2 separate regions of the Homo sapiens genome follow, and region 1 is linked to region 2. A link is a loop called in an ENCODE intact Hi-C map of the cell type or tissue named here. Cell type or tissue: heart right ventricle. All regions are shown on one strand. Links, peaks and the distances in the headings refer to the core of each region. The heading gives the core; the rest is flanking DNA. Region 1 has its middle 51 kb from the start of IGSF11-AS1. Region 2 holds the start of IGSF11-AS1 (IGSF11 antisense RNA 1).

What was found. Hi-C counts contacts between places; a loop is a spot of excess contacts. Peaks named below come from ENCODE experiments on the same cell type or tissue, not always from the same donor. Only the 100,000 strongest peaks of a DNase experiment are listed, where the experiment ranks them.
Region 1: a loop joins it to region 2, with 8 times the contacts of the local background. A loop is called at or near these places in 10 of 110 quality-filtered maps.

Annotation. Positions count from the first base shown.
Region 1 is chr3:118,887,815-118,896,509 of GRCh38, forward strand. No RefSeq gene overlaps it. Among named protein-coding and RNA genes, the nearest start is that of IGSF11-AS1, 51 kb to the right of the region's middle. In heart right ventricle, for the core only: no CTCF peak of the experiment used is centred there; no DNase peak of the experiment used is centred there; H3K27me3 peaks cover 3,885 bases.
Region 2 is chr3:118,937,653-118,946,347 of GRCh38, forward strand. The region is part of intron 1 of IGSF11 (immunoglobulin superfamily member 11); the gene reads right to left. IGSF11-AS1 (IGSF11 antisense RNA 1) reads left to right here and starts at 5,424. Exons shown (of 4, transcript NR_046230.1): 1 at 5,424-5,534; 2 at 7,210-7,338; 3 at 8,216-8,383. In heart right ventricle, for the core only: no CTCF peak of the experiment used is centred there; no DNase peak of the experiment used is centred there.

The sequences.
Region 1 (8,695 bases), core at 462-8,461, 50 kb before region 2:
AGCAAGGTACTGGTTAGGCAAGTGGCTCACGCCTGTAATCTCAGCACTTTGGGAGGCAGAGGTGGGTGCATCACGAGGTCAGGAGTTCAAGACCAGCCTGGCCAGCATGGTGAAACCCAGTCTCTACTAAAAATACAAAAAATTAGCTAAGCATAGTGGCAGGTGCCTGTAATCCCAGCTACTGGGGAGGCCGAGGCAAGAGAATCGCTTGAACCCCGGAGGCAGAGGCTGCAGTGAGCCAAGATCGCACCACTGCACTCCAGCCCGGGTGACAGAGTGAGACTCCATCTCAAAAACAAAAACAAAAACAACCAGCGAGGTACCAACTGTCTACACAGCGTGATTTTAATATTTTTTGAAGTATATATGCATTGGGATAGTTCTCTGGGGCCATTGCTAAGACAGAGGGTACTCCACTGTGGTCAACAATTTGCCTAATATTTCTATGTCGCAGTTTCTTGCAGGGAGCATAACAGAAGAGCATAGCATTCAGACAGTCCTGGAGTCCTGTGTGCTCTTGGATTAACTGTAAAATGTATTCATTTTACTTGGCTGGGCACAGTGGCTCATGCCTGTAAACCCAGCACTTTGGGAGGCCGGGGCAGGCAGATCACTTAAGTCCAGGAATTTGAGACCATCCTGGGCAACATGGCAAAACCCCACCTCTACAAAAAATACAAAAATTAGCCGGGCACAGTGGCACACGCCTGTAGTCCCAGCTACTTGGGGAGCTGAAGTGGGAGGATCGCTTGAGCCTCGGAGATCAAGGCTGCAGTAAGCCAAGAACGCACCACTGCACTCCAGCCTGGGTGACAAAGTGAGACCCTGTCTCATTTAAAGAAAAATAAAAGTATTCATTTTATTCAATAAACACCATTGGCCATAAATATTATGTGCTCAGAACTAAAAAATGTGAAGGTGTTCCAAATCTATCACATGAAGGCAGACATTTAAACAAATAAATGCACTAGTGTTTCAGATGATGGATGGATGATGTACAGTGGGGGCCAAAAACGAGAAAGAGAGTGCTCATTTCTATTGGGAGATAATGCCTGACCTGAGACTAAATAAACATAGGTTTCCACCAGGAAGTCAAGGAAGAAACGAAGAGCAATCCAGGTAGAAAGAAGGAGCACAGAGAAGGGTGAATCTTCGTGGTAAATTCAGGGCTTAGCAGGCATACTGCCATGATTGGAGCACAAGATAAGGTGGGGATGGGGCTGAAAAGTGAAATCTGGAGAATGGAGTGCAGGCAGAATCACGGAGGGCCTTGTGTGCAATGCCAAGGACTCTGGACACTCTAAGCCACTGATTCTTACAATACACATAGCCTGTGCAGCTTTAAGGACGGCAGGTGCCTAGCTCACCCCCAGTAACACTAATTAGTTGGCCCTTGGTGAGATTTGCCATGTTTTATTTTTTTACTCAACCTCTTTGTGTAGGCAGTGAGGGGCCACTTAAGGAATGCAATAAGCAGAGGTGTAGTATCACAGTTTCAATCAGCTACAGTGTGGAGAATGGATTGGAGGTATACAAGATTGAAAGCAAGAGATCCAACTAAAGAGACCATCATGGTGGCCCAAGTGAATAAGGGCAAAAACACAGGCTAGAAAAAATGCAGGTGGAATACAGAGGAGAGGAAGGATATTGAAATGTCAAGTACACAGTCCAGACTTACTATAGAGGCAGGGATGGTGTGAAAGCGTGGGTTGGATCATGGGGTTGAAACTCCCATGATCTCCTGCATCCCTCCTAAATGCACAGGTAAAATAAAAACAGATATTTTCTGTGCTAAAAGAATCACAGGAAAAATCCCCCGCCTTCCCTTCCTCCATCCTCCACACTTTCCAATAACTTGTTGCCTCTAAGTAGTTCTTCTTTCTGAAGTCATAATTAGTGTCTGGGGGCAAAGAAAGGAGACATAGAGGTGGAAAGGAATTAAGAATGACTGCCTTTCCAACACTTCAGGGAAAGTAATACTTACCTCAAGGAGTGAGAAAAAATAAGATAATGGATGGATTGTGTCTGGCACATGGTAGGCTCTCAAAAAATCACTTCCTTTTCCTGGAAGGGAGTGACTGAAGCCCAAGCCCTCCCCTTGCCTGAGCAAAAATTTCTACCCAGCTCTGTTTTCCTCTCAAACATATTTATAAGTTTTCTAGTGCAAGACTAAAATGACAAGATTTCACTTTTTCTCAGACAAGATTTTTTTTTTTTAATCCTATGGAATAAAGTCAGAACTGGATGAAGGATTTTCCCCTTTCTGCTGTGTTCCATCAATTGAGAAGAAACTCTCTTTCCTGATAATCTTCTCTGAAATGTAATATTTTTTTTCATCCTTATACTCAATGGGGGAAAAAAAGTACTAGCAGCAACACATCTGAAGATTCCTTGTACCCATCTAAAAGTTAACTCCTCTTTAGTGCTTTGCAAGTAAGCAAAAACACTACACTTCAAAAAAAAAAGCAAGCAAGCAAGCTGCAGAGGACTCTATGAAAGCTGTTCTTTTTACAGAAGTGTGGTCACAAATCAATGCATTGTTAATGAAGAGTTTCCTCTATAAAACTCTAGAGTTATGTGGAGACTCAAGACTTGCTTATGACTTCTCGCTGTGGGGAGGTGTGGGCTGAGTTTACACAATGGGGGCTTTCAGCCCCATTTACTTCAGAAGAGCTTTGCCCAAGAAGCCTGATGAGAGAATTGCCCTTTTCCCCTCCTTTCCAAAATGTCAGCCCGGATTGTTTCAAGAACTAGGGAGAGCAGTGTACTGATCTAAATCATTGAAATATTCCTTGAAAATTTAAAATTACCAGAAATGCACCGTTTCTTTTTCTTCTGAAAGCACAAACATTAGAAAATACTATATAGCAATTAGGAGCCAGGTTGCCTATATTTGAATCCAGGTCCCAGGTCTTCCCATATAAACTTAGGCTAGTTACTTATCACTTGTACCTCGGTGTTATTATCTGCAAAATGGGATAGTGTTTGTACCTATCTCATACAGTGGTTGTGAGGATTAAAATGATTTAATAGATGTAAAATGCTTAGAGCAGCACCTGACACATAGTTTCCTGTTACTCGATACTATTCAGAAGAGGAGAGCTCCAAGCTGGATCCACCCATGAAGCTGCTGGAAACAAGTCTGCTTAATAACAGATATTGTAAATACTGGACCACAGGCCACACAGACCCACAGGAATGTATAATTAAGCAGGATTTAACTTAAAAAAATTCATTGCCGACATATACAATCCAAGAGAGATACAAATAAGCATTTCTGGCTTCTCTTGAAGATTCAAGAGACCTGGCCATCCTGGACCCAAGTCCTACTGACCACTCTTGGTGGGAGCTGAGTAGCTGCTAACCTCTTTAGGCAGGGCATAAATCTCCAAGTCACCATGCTCCCCATCTGGCCCAGTTCTCTCATTTACTTTACCTTCACAGGCATTTCAGGTTGTGATCTCTATACTAAAGGGATTGGGGCTCAGAAATCACAGCCTCGCCTCTACTTACATCATAATACAGGATCAGCACTGTGAAGTTGGAGGGGTGAACACACCTTGATCTCTGGATGACTGAGAGAGGGGAGGTGAAGAAAAGAGTTACAACCTGGTTGTATGTGAGACTCAGGTCTTCTCTAATCTCTCCAGTAGAACTTCCGTTTTTCTCCTTATAAAATTCAAATACATGACTTAAAAAGTAAACCAGTAACAGCTACAATTTATCTATACCATTTTATATACATTATCTAATGGTATCCTCAGACCTATGATGTAGCAATTATAATCTCCATGTTATATCCCCAGAGAGGCTAAACAGCTTGCCTCAAGTCAGTAGGAAGTGACGGAGCTGGGACTCAAGTGCAGGCCCAGGGTAGCAAAAGGCATCCTTCTACGTAGAATTTCCTCCAAATTCACCATGTCTTCAAAGACCTCTGTGTTCCCCTCAAAACTTCTCGCCTACGGGAATTTCCTCAAACGCATCCTCCCCTAGCAATAGCTCTGACTGTAGAGCTGAAGGTGGTAAGGGAACTAGTGTTTTACACAAATTGCAAATGCCCTAGGAAAGTGATGAGAAAGAATTAAACGGCTGTGAGACCCCCCCGAGTGTGCAGAAATTAAGAGGAGAAAAACTCAAAAAGCTTGACCGCATGGAAAAAATTATTCTAATAGTCTTATAAGTCAGAGATGGTAATTTTATTAAATAATTTTTTTAATGGGCAAAGAATGACTAGAAAGAATAAAGAACTCTTGTCTATGCCAGGCCAAATTTGAGGCAGTACCAAGACCTTTACTATTTATTGGCTATCTTAATGGAAGGACAGTATATGGCAACAGATGAGCAATGCCCTTGGCTCTACATCTTACAAGCTTTATGACCTTGAGCAAGGTACTTAACCCATGAAAGCCTGTTCCTTCATCTGTAAAATTAGCATAATACAGTACTAAAATTGAAAGTGTTGAGGATTCTATGGGATATACACAAAGTGTCCAGTATGCTGTCTAGCATACAGTAGGTGCTCTATAAATGCTGATGTTCTCCCACCCTCTTAATTATCCTCAGCGATTTGAAATTGATAGTAATCAGAAGATAAGTGTGTTATTTTGGAACAAAATGTGAGGAAAAGGGAAATAGGAGAAAGTATTTGGGTAGACAATAATTACCGAGGCTTCTCCTTTCTCTTAAACAAAAAAATGTCCCAAATTGCTATTTTATATGCAGTAGCACTCAAATAGTACTTCTGGCAAAAAGAGTTGAAATACTGAGTAGGTGTAAATGACATAGCTATTGCCTAGAAATTTAAAGCTTCTGAACTACTACGAATAATGGCAAATATCAAGTGTTTACTATCACCAGACACCATGATATTCATCTTATGTGCATTATTTCATTTAGTACTCACAATCTCAAAGATAACTATTATATTGTTTCTATTTTGTAGATGAAACTGAGCCTTAGAGAATTTTGTAGTTTGTCCAATGTAATGGACAACTGAAGCTCATTCATATATATATATATACACACACACATACATATATATATATATATAGGCATACAATCTTGTCCAAGCCTCAAATGCAAAACTGCTGCAAATCTGATAAACTGAGGGAGCAACTGATGGATGATAGAGAAATATGGCTTCAATGTAAGTTATAATAAGCTAAATTATCTATTCTAATCTGACCTCCTAAAATTAATCAGGTATCAACTGACCTCACTGTGTTAAATACATAGTAGGCACTATACTTATTGCTTTGTTTAATAAACTTGTCTCTATCATTAATGTCTTATGATTAAGTCAGAATTTTGTGCCTTGCCTTTACCTAAAATAGGGAAATAATACCTTCTTCACAAGGAAGCTGTGAGGAAAAGCTATAAATAGCTGTATACACATAGAATTTACAAGTCAACTTTTCTCTGAATTGCATTTATTGTCTCAGCATTTTTTCTGTGAAGTTGAATATCATCTTACTTAACACAAGTGATTTGTCCAAAAGAGGGCTATTTGAAGGCAAAACGACGAGGATCCCAGATCTTTCTTTTTAGACATTGGTTCAGTCAGACAGAAATATCTACTGAGAAAAGCAACTGACAGATTACTGAATAGTCTGGGAAAAATGTTTAACCACCTCAGTTTCTGAACTTGTAAAATATGAGTGATGATAGCGTCCATGTAGAAGTGTGATAAAATTAAATAAATTAGTACTTGAAATGCATTTTTTCATGTACTGCCATGTAATAAGCATAACAGATATTTTCACACAAAACCCTTCATAATTACTTAAGATTCTTCCAAACCACTGCATTAAGAATGTTATCTCCACAGCTTTCCCAAACAATACTGCATCTCTAATATAACATCAAATGCCCCCAAGGAACTGGCACAATCATTTGCCACATGAGTAAATGACTCTGATGTGGCCTTGCTTTGGGAATATTCTAATATTTGACTGCTACTTTTAACACTGAAGTTAAGAGACCAAATCATATATTTTCAGTTTCATGAATTTAGCGCATCCTTCAAGCACTTTCTCTGAATACAGCAACGTGTTAAGTGTTGTGACCACAACCAAGATATAGAAGTAGTAGTCCCATATGCTTGAACTTGCATAAACATCCACTCATATACTTACACGACTTGCAACTACTTGCTCACAGATGTGGATCCCTCCTGCAATATGGACTTTTTGAGAATATGGCTGCAGTTACTTCTCTGTTTTTACCTTCAACACCCAGAACAATGTTTAGCACATAATTAAGGATCAAAAATGATTGTGGAATAACTCATTTTATAGTCCAGCAGGAGGGATCAATCATGTACACAAATACAGAAATATAATACAAACTGTGGAAATTCCATTACAGGTAGTAAACGCTATACCTCTTTAGAGAGGACAGTCACTTCTCATTAGACTGAAAAAGAGAATTTATAGAGGACAATGTATTTGAATTGGACTTGTGGTACCAGAAGATTTGGGTGGAGATTATAGCTGGAAGCTGTAGCGGGGGGAAAAATGGAAACAAAAAGAAAAAAATTTACTTCAAGGGAAGGTGAACAGGTCTGGAGCAAAGTTTGCATGTAGAGGAGGCGCAGACGTTAAGAATGAAAGAGGCAGTGAACTATTTGTGGAAGAAACTGAGTAAGTCAAGGCAAGGAGTAACAATTTTATTTAATACACAATTGAGAATCCTTAAAGCTTTCAAATAGTAGGGTACTATGAGATTTGTTTAACTGATGATTATTTCAAAAAGTAATGATTCAGGACTTCCGGTTCCAGCCAAGATGGGATAGGCCCATTACAAACTCCATTTTAAGACGGTCTAGCCTCTTAAAATTAACACAAAATTGACATAACACAACAAGCGAGCATGGGAAGACCCTAAACCGTAGAGAGGCGGCAGACTTCCTGAGGAAGCTGGGATTCCCCCAGTGGGGAGCTGAGCCACTACTTGCACTTAGCATTAACAAGGTGGAAAGAGGTGGTGTAAGGCAGGGCAGGTGACACTGTTTCCTCCTTCCTCTGGTTTCTGCCAATGGGGAGAAACCCTTCACCCTTCACCTACCATCAATAAGCCCAAATGAAGGGGCACTCCACTTCCCTTCCCTGCTCCACTGGTGTCAGCAGGGAATCAGGACATTGGGTTTCTACCCTTACCCTATGACAACAAGTGGTGTGGTGTCACCAGGGCCCAGTTTGTATTTCCTCTTAGGAGCAACAATGTGGTGCAACTTGGTGCTCCACTTTCACCAAGAAGGTATAAGCAGAGCCAAAGGAGAAGCCATCCTTCTACTGTGTTCATCTGCACTGAGGCAGTATAAACATTCCACTTCTGAGGGGGTGCTGTCAGTGAGACCCAATGGTAGACTCAACATGTACAGATCCAGAGTCCCATAATATCCGAAGTGTCAAAGAGAAAATAGTCACTCATCCCAAGAACTAGAAAAATCACAACTTCAGTGAGAAAGGACAATCCACATATGCCAACATCAAGATGAATCAGATGTTGAAAGTATCTGACAAGATATTTAATGCAGCCATAAAGTGCTTCAATTATAAATTCTCTTAAAACAAACAGAAAATTTACAAAATGTCAGTAAATAAATAGAAATGAAGTAATACATGCTACTATATATGGATAAATGTAAAAATATTATGCTAAGTGAAATAAGCCACACACACACATAAAAACAAAACCTCACATATTATATGATACAATTTATAAGACAGGTCCAGAATAGGCAAATCTACAGAGACAGAAAGTAGGTTAGTAGTTTCTGAGGCTAAAGGTGGCATGGAATGAGGACTGTCTGTCAGTGGGTACAGTTTTCTTTTTGGGGTATTGAAAATGTTCAAATATTAAACTGTGGTGATGCTTCTACAACTCTGCATACATATCAAAAACTACTGAAATGTATACTGTATACGAATTAACTTTATGGTATGTAAACTATATTTCAGTATAATTTAAGTTAATAGTCATATTTTATTTAAAAAAGGAATGTCATCAAACTAAAAAGTCCAGTAACTGAAATAATACCTTGCTGCCTGGGTTCAACAGTAGAATGGAAAAAACAGAGGAAAGAATCAGCAAATTTGAAGTCAGCTCAACAGAATTTACACGATCTCAATAACAGAGATATAACAGACTGAAAAAAAATAAACAGGGATAATAACAAAAGATCCATCATTGGAGTCTGAGGAAAGATATGAGAGAGTATTTTAAAAGGTAATGGCTGAACACTTCCCAAATTTTTCAGCTGCTGAAAGAAAAGAATTGTCAACCATGATTATGATATCCAGTGAGGGATGAAAGGGAAACAGAGACATTCTCAGACAAACAAAAACTAATAGAATTTGTTGCCAGTATAACTACTTTTAAAGATCGGCTGAAGGGTTTTCTTCAAAGGAAATGACAGAAAAAGAAATCTCAGACAATCAGGAAGGAAGGAAGAACAAAATAAACCCAGACGTATGGATGCATACACTGGACTTCTCCTCATCAGTTTTAAAAATCATCCCTGATCATTAAAACAAAAATTATACAACATCTTATACTAAAGAAAAAGATATTTAAAATAGCGAAAGAAAAGGGATGTAAATGGAATTAAGTTTCCACACATCAAAGTGGTAAAACATTGATACAAATAGACTGGGGTATATTATGTGTCCATGTTTTAATACCTAGAACAAAC
Region 2 (8,695 bases), core at 565-8,564:
AGGATCACTGCCAAGCTTCTACTTCATTTTATGCCATATCACAATATATTTTATGGTTGGTGTACAACGGCAAGCTACCATAAAATTATATATCTTCATTTTCTGGCTGAAGCATTAAACATTCATTACACAGTCTATGTAACATGTAATAGTCTGGCTGTAATATGTAATTGTATTCTATTTCTATGGTACTACAGTTTCCCTTTAGATATAATTTCAGTGCTTTCTCATTGACTTCTCCCCTTCAACCACAAACATTGCTCAGAGACCATCCCAAGGGCAAAGAGCATGCCTTATACTGAACTAATGCACACTCTTTAGATTATCACTCCTCTTTGTCACTTTCCAAAAGATATCTCTCTCTCTCTCTCATATATATATATATAAAATGTGTGTGTGTGTGTGTGTGTACATATGCATATGTGTATATACATATGTGTGTGTATACATGCTTACTTGATTCCTACATGTCATGGCATATATATTACGTGGGTAGCATTAACTCAGCAGTATCTCCAAAAACTTGGTGTGAACTTTATCAGAATTCTCTTCAGCAAGTTTCCTATTATCACTTCCTCCTGACTTCATATCTGGCTATCAGCTTACGTATTCTACTCCATTTAGGAATCCCCTTTTGGGGGGCATTTAGTAACACCAGGCCTGCATTTCGCATGGCCATTGATTAGTGCTGCCCCTTTAGACAAAGCAGGAGCTTTCCACACTGCCAGGATCCCCACCCACTTCCTGTTATTCCACGATATAACCCACTTTACTCCATCATGTTACCTGTCTGACTCCTGTGGGCATTTATGTTTGCAACCCCTTATTTAAAACTAAGCAAGTAATGTGATTATAATTAGCCATAAAGAACCAAGGCACAAAAGCAGAACCAGGCTTTGCAGTGTTATGATGGACATGCTACTATGATTGCTACCACACTCAAAACTGACTTCAGAGAAAGGAGAAAGAAGCAATTCCTTGAACATGAGTCACTATGGTTTATGACATAGGATCTTATTTACATCCTGGCTACAAGTGATTGTACCAGAAATCAGCATTTCACCAAGGAGAGGCTGGACACCTAATTATGAGGTAACTTATAAGATAATATAGTTTGGGAAAGCAAAGAGTTTGGGAAAGCAGTAGCATGTGAAGAAAGAAGAGTCAAATAACTAAAACAGGCATAGAGAGGGATATTACATAATGATAAAACGGCGTGCTGACTCATCAAGAACCTAACAGTCCTGTGTATGCACCTCACAACAGAGCTTCAAAGTACAAGAAGGAAACACTGACAGAATTAAAAGGAGAAAAAGTGAAAAACCTGCAATTATGGTTGGTGACTGCAACACGTCTCAATCATTAACTTATAGAACAGACAAAAACAGTAAAAACACAGAAGACCTGAACAATGAACTTAACATAAATGAAAACTTTAGGATGTTCTACCTAACACCATAGAATATATATTATTTTAAAGTAGACATGGAACATCCAATAAGGCAGAACATATTCTGGACTATAAAATGAACTTCAGAAATTTTTAAATAATTAAAGTTATACAAAGAACATGAGTTAAACTAAACTCAATAGGAAGAAATCTAGAAAACCATCATGTATTTTTTTTTTTAAATCACTTCGGGCCAGGTGTGGTGGCTCAAGCCTGTAATCCCAGCACTTTGGGACGCCAAGGCAGGTGGATCACCTGAGGTCAGGAGTTCAAGACCAGCCTGGCCAACATGGCGAAACCCCATCTCTACTAAAAATATAAAAATTAGCCGGGTATGGTGGCATATGCCTGTAGTCCCAGCTACTTGGGAGGCTGAGGTAGGAGAATTGCTTGAACCCAGGAGGCAAAGGTTGCAGTGAGCCAAGATCGTGCCACTGCACTCTAGCCTGGGTGACAGAGCAAGACTCCGTCTCAAAAAAAAAAAAATCACTTCTAAATAATTCACAGGTCAAAGAAGAAATCACAAGGAAGATTAGAAAATATTTTTAATTATGTGAGTATGAAAACACAACTTATCAAAATTTATGGGGAAGCAACCAAAGCATTACTTAGAGAAAAGTAACAGCAGCATCTAAATGTGCATATTAGAAAAGAAGAAAGGTTTATAATCAATGACCTAAGTTTCCACCTTAAGAAACTTTTTAAAAATTAATTTAAATTAAATCAAATGCAGGCATACAGAAGCAAAGTATCAAGACAGAGTAGAATTCAATAAAGACAGAAAAACAACAGGGTAAATCAATAAAATCAAAATTTAGTTATCTGAGGTCAATAAAATTTATAAATCTCTAACCAGACTGACAAAGAATAAAGAGAAAAGTCACAAATTATCAATTCAGATATGAAAGAAGAGACATAATTACAGATCCTACAGACATTAAAAGAAGAACAAAGAGATATTATCAGTACCAATAATTCAAACAGCTAACAAATTTAATGGTAAAAGATTTTCCTCCTACAGTAAGGAACAAGGAGAGATGTCTGCTCTTGCCACTTCTATTTAACATGCAGATTGTAGTCACTGCAATAAGGCAAGAATAAGAATTAAAAGACATATAGATTGAAAATTTCAAAGTAAAACTGTATTTATTTGCAGATAACACATCTACATTAAAAATTCTTACAAGTCTACAAAAAACCAACTAATTCTAATAAATGAGTTTAGCAAGGTTTCAGAAATCAAGGCTAATATACAAATAGCAACGATTTTTCTATACAGTAGCAATGAATATTTGGAAATTAAAATTTTAAAATGATACCACTTATAATAGCATCCAAAACATGAAATACTTAGGGATAACCTTCAGAAAATATCTGTAAGATCTGTGCAATGAAAATTACAAAATTTTCCTGAGAGAAATTTAAAGACTTTACTGCCTGGAGAGACAAACTGTGACCATTAGTCAAAAGACTCAATACTGTTAGGAGGTCAAGTCAACCCAAATTTATCTTTAGATTTAATAGAACCCAAATCAAATTTTCAGTGAGCTGTTTTGTATAGACAAATTGCTCCTGAAATGTATGTACAAAAGTGAATATTAGAATAGAATAATTTTCAAGAAAAAAAGTAAGTTATAAAGTAATATAGATAAAGTAGCATTGGAATAAGGACATATAGAGAGTCCAAAAATTGATTCATACATAAATGGGCAATTGATTTCCAACAAAGTTGTCAAAGCCATTCAGGGGGAAAAGTTTACTCTTTTTGAAAAACTGCACTGGGGGAAAAAATAATCTCCATATGCCAAAAAAAAAAAAAAAAACACCTCTACCCTTATTTAATACTTTATATAAAAATTAACTCAAAATAGATAAAAAATTTAAACATATCAATAAAACTATAAAACTTCTGGAAGAAAACACAGGAGAAATTCTCTATGACTCTGGGTTAGAAAAAGCCTTCTGGAATAGGATACAAAATGCATTAACCACTTAAAAATGGGTAAGACCTCATCAAAATTATTGTTTTGATAATAAAACAATAATAAAACAAGGTAAGTTTCTTGTCTTCAAAAGACACTATTAAGAAAATAAAAATACAAGCCATAGGTTGGGAAAAAATATTTTCAAAACACAAGTTCTTGTATTTATAATATCTAAAAACTCTTAAAATTCAACAAAACAAACAGTCCAATTTTTTAAATGCACAAAAGATTTGAACAGACACTTCACTATGCATAGAAAGTATACAAATGAGTAATAACATCCTGAAACGATGCTCCACTTCATTAGTCAACAGGGAACTTAAAACCACATTGAGATAATACAAAACATCAACTAGAATATATTATATTAACACGACAATGCTAAGTGTTGACGAGAATGTAGAACAACTAACTCTCATACATTTCTGAAGGAAATGAAATGTAGTACAGTCATTTGGAAACATTTTCATATTTTATTACAGAATTAAATGTACACTTAACTATACAATCTAGCAATTCCAATTCTAGATATTTATGCAAGACAAGTAAAGATACAGATCTACAGAAAAACCTATATGCAAATGTTCACTGCATCTTTATTTGTAATAGCCAAAATACCAGACACAACTCAAATGCCCATCAACTTGCAAATGGATAAAACAATTGTGACACAGCCATTTAATGAAATATTACTTATGAACAAAAAAAACCTCAAACTTCTGATATATGCAAAATGACTAAATGTTAAAGCTATTGTGCTAAGTGAAATAATCCAGAAACAAATGGCTATATACTGCATGTATCCATTAAAAAAAAATCTACGGAGAAAGCAAAACTATACAGGCAGAAAACAAAGCAGCAGTTGCCAGATGCTGGAGCTGGGACTGAGGGTTAAAGTTTGGCAGAGAATACTACATAGGGCATAAGGGAAGTCCTTGGAGTTACAGAAATAGTGTACATCACGGTTATGGTAGTGAACACAAGACGAGACATTTGTCAAAACATAGCAAACTATATACCTAGACAGAGGGATTTTATTGTATGTAAGTTATACTTTAAAAAAATGTTTTTTTAGAAAAAGGTATGTTGGGAAGCTCACAGAATCATGGAAATGGCTTGAAAAACAAATTAAGGGCTAATCTTCCAGGAAAACATCCATAACTATACTGTAAAACTGGCTTAAGAAAATTGCTGCAACTGTCCCTGTCACCAAACCCCAAATGCCAAAACTTTACTGCAACTACGAATGATGTCCCAGTGCTATATCAGGCACTTAACCCTACAACACTACCATCCTGCAAAGCCATACTCTTATGCTGCTATCTGTGCTAGCAATAGAAGCTCAACATAGAACTTGTTCTGTCACGTTTCTTCTTTCAAGTTTCTTCTTTCAAGTCAGGGCCAGAGACTCTCTATGTGAATCTGACTGAAGGGCCGAAGTCCAAGCTACACAAGAGGCCAGAAATTTAAGTTCTCATTTCTAACACTGGGGAGGTAGACTCATAATGTGGGAATTCCTCCAAATAGAAATACTATTCAAAATATGATTTGTCAGCCATGAATACGACTATGCTGACTACAGCAAGCAACAAATGAAAACAATAACAATTATGTCTTTCTCCTTCTTCTCTCCTACCTCTTCTAAGCCTATCTTTGTCAAGTTGTCTGTGTATTCCTTTATCTTGTCGGCTTTGCAGGGTGAAAAGATGAAACTACTGAAGACCAACAGGCTTCCTGTCTCTTGTGAAGCCTATGCTCACTGAGGAAGCTACAGTGGGGCAGAGGAGGTAGGAGGGGCTGCCTTTGAGCCTGATAAAGGAGAAAAAATACTACTGGGAGGGGAATGGAAGTTGGCCAAGTTCCTTGACAAGAGGAGATGCATGCTCTCCTTTGCTCAGAGGACAAAGGAAATAATGGTGCCTCAAAGAGTATGGCTGTCCTGGAGACTGGAGCTCTGGTCATCACAACATTCCATGTGTCCTACAAGGCACAGAAGCTGCAGAGCAACACAAAGGATCCTGCGGGCTTGAACAAGGGGCTCGAACAAAAAGCAGTTACTCCACAGAAGACCAGAGGGGTCCTCCCAGCATTGTGGCTCTGTAAGACAGACTGCAGCATATAGAGGGGAGCCTCAATAATTGATAATTATCACAATGATTTTTTTAAAAAGGGGTCTCAGATTTGAATTCAACTTGACATTTTAAAAAACAGATAGACATTTCTTACAAAACTTTGTGGAGCCTAGAAATGATGAGTAAAGTTTAAAAATAAATCTTAATGCCCTAAGCATTATATAAGGACTTTAAAAAAGATCTCTGTGCTTTCAAAAATTTCAGAAATCATAGTTTAAAGACAAGGCAGGGAATGGGCAGAGAAAACTGACAGAATCTAGGGGCTATTTTTTCGCTATTTCAGGATTGTCTTTTATTACAATGATAACCCTCTAGCCAAATCTGAACTTCCATGTGACTGGCCTTTTTCAGAGAAAATAAAATTTCTTGCTGCTTAGCTTTCTAAAGGACTTCTGAAAATCTAGGCTTTTAACTTGGATAATGAATAGGGTGAGAAGAATGTATTTTTCTTTCCTGTATACAGAACACTCTCTGACATTGTGATGCTATAGTTGCATGTCCTTATCAGTCTGGTTACTACATTGAGATTTATATTGGGAAATGCTATCTAGAGTTTCCAGATGGCAAGAGGCCAGATAAAGGGCCTTTGCTGTTAAATACAACCATGTACTCTCAACTTCACCACTTGGTTGAATATAGCTCTACTTGGCTATAATGAGCAAGCTCCATTTGTTTAATGAAGCATTCATATGACAAAAGTGGCTAAATCAACAAGTAGAGTTATTTATGAACAAATAAAGCCATCTGAAACCATCAGGAAGGATGTTACATTCTGAAACCAATTAAATTCTTTTTAAAAATGGCTCAACTGAAATATTTTATTCTTGTTCACCAGTAACACTGCTTCTTTCCAAATTAAACACTATTTTTAAAATTTTTCTTGATTTTTAGATATGTTTGTGTTAGTACTAATTTAACTTCTAACTAGTTTAAAGCATTCTTCAGTTTTTAACATACAAATATTTTAAATGTGGAAGTAAAGAGTTTGGTTATCCTTTTAGAAGTTCTCTTGAAGTCTAGGAATAGAGATAGAGGTAATATGGCATCATCATTAGGTTCTAATACAATGTATCTAGGTTTACTTTCTATGACCTTCAAGGCTCTGCTTAATCTGACCTTTGCCTGTTCTTCCAGCCAGTCTTACAGTACTTTCTTCCACAGTGGGCTTTTCTCAGGTTCAGCAACACACTGCACTCTCCCATCTAAGATTTATGTGGTCTATTGCCTTAGCTTGAAATACACACACACACACACACACACACACACACACACACACACACACACACACGATCCCTCTCATTTCTACCCATCCTTCAGATTTCAAAATTCTGCTGACCTCCAGAACAGACTACCCTTCCTTTTTAAATGCCCTCATGACACCCTGTACTTCCTTGATATAGTCACGACACTTTAAATTCTCTTAATAGAGGCCTTTCTCAATTTGATTCTAAGTAGAACCTATATGCTCGGGTCTCAGCACACAGAGACCATAATACAGTAAATGTTCAATATATTTGATGTTCAATGTACTTGATGCTATTCATCAAGAACTTATGTGCCAAGTATTGTTTTAGGCGGTTTATATAAAGCTTAGTAACAAACAAGACTTGGAGGTGATATGATTATTAATCGTATTTTACAGATGAGGAAACTGAGACCCAGAGATGGAACTGGGATTCAAAACAATGTCTAGTGTGACTCCAGAGCCTTTCCTAACTCCTACTTAAAGCCTCTGAGGAATGCTGAAAAGAGCACAGGACATAGAATCCAGGTACAGCTACTGACTAATTGTGTAGCCTGGGGCACATTATTTTAACTTGTTGGCTTTAGTTTTTTGACATCTTTAAGAAAAGGCATAAAAATATCTGCCTCACAAAATCACTTTGAAGAAAAATACATTAAATGCCTTGCACAAAGGAGGTTTTTAATAAATAGCAATTGAATTTGATCTCAAAAAATAACCTAACATACAAATAAGCAGGGAAAAAAAACCAGAAAACAGAGGAAAGAAAATAGCATGTATTCACCTAGTCATATAATCGTCCCAGTAGCATCAAACTTCTCAAGAAAATTGTGGTCATACTCTTATTTTGACAGAGACCTACAACTGTGATTATTAAAAGTAATACAAAGTTACTCTTAAGCATATATTAGGAAGAAGCTTATTTTGGCATGAGTTATTACATATCTATGCTTTCCACCCTGTCACCTCAGAGTAGTCAAAAAACTTCCCATGATGAAGCCGTGGTGAAATTCAAAAATGAAATGTAAATGAGAAGTAGGAAAGAAATGTTAAAAAACAAAAATTGGTAGGAAATGAAAAGATAAGACTAAATGAAACCACAGAGTGCCGGAAGAATAAGCAAGGAAAGAATAGAGGAAGATAATGGGGATAGAAGGCACTGTATTGTTGACAGCATCTGATCTAGAGATTAGTGTTATTTCTAAGCAGATTAACTAAATCCCAACTGTTCCACATCAGGTCCTTTCTCTAAGCTTTTCTTACCTCATATCAGCAAATAAAAAATAAATAAAATTTTAAACACACAAATGAAATTAAAGGAAAAAACCACCCACACAAACCAGAAATGTCCTGGGTTGACAATTCATCCTAATATGCTTATTGTCTCCTTCTGTTCTGTGCCTAGATTAAAATGATGAAAGTCATCAACCTTAAAAGAAGCAAAAAAGAAGAGAATTAGCTCCTCTGTGTAATTTTTTTAAATATAGCATCAAACCATCTTCCCGTCAGCAACAGGCACTGCAGTATTGAAGATCATCACATGAGGGCAGAGGGCGTAAAAAAGGATGGTGTGGTAGGAGACTGTTATTTCTGTCCCAGATACAGAGAAGAACTTTTAACCTTATTGTGCTTTTCCTTATCATAACCTTCTCCATAGCAACCACAGAACTGCAGTAGCAAGAAACAGATGGGAAGACAAAAAATATACGTACATTATTAACCATTGGCTACACACACACACGCACACACACACACACACACACAAACATATATATATATATAAATCCGGAAAAATGAATTCAGTAATGTTTTTTTAAAAAAATCACACAACTTCCCCCCGAAATTTCATATTGCTATGGAAGACTAACCACTAAAACACTAGGCT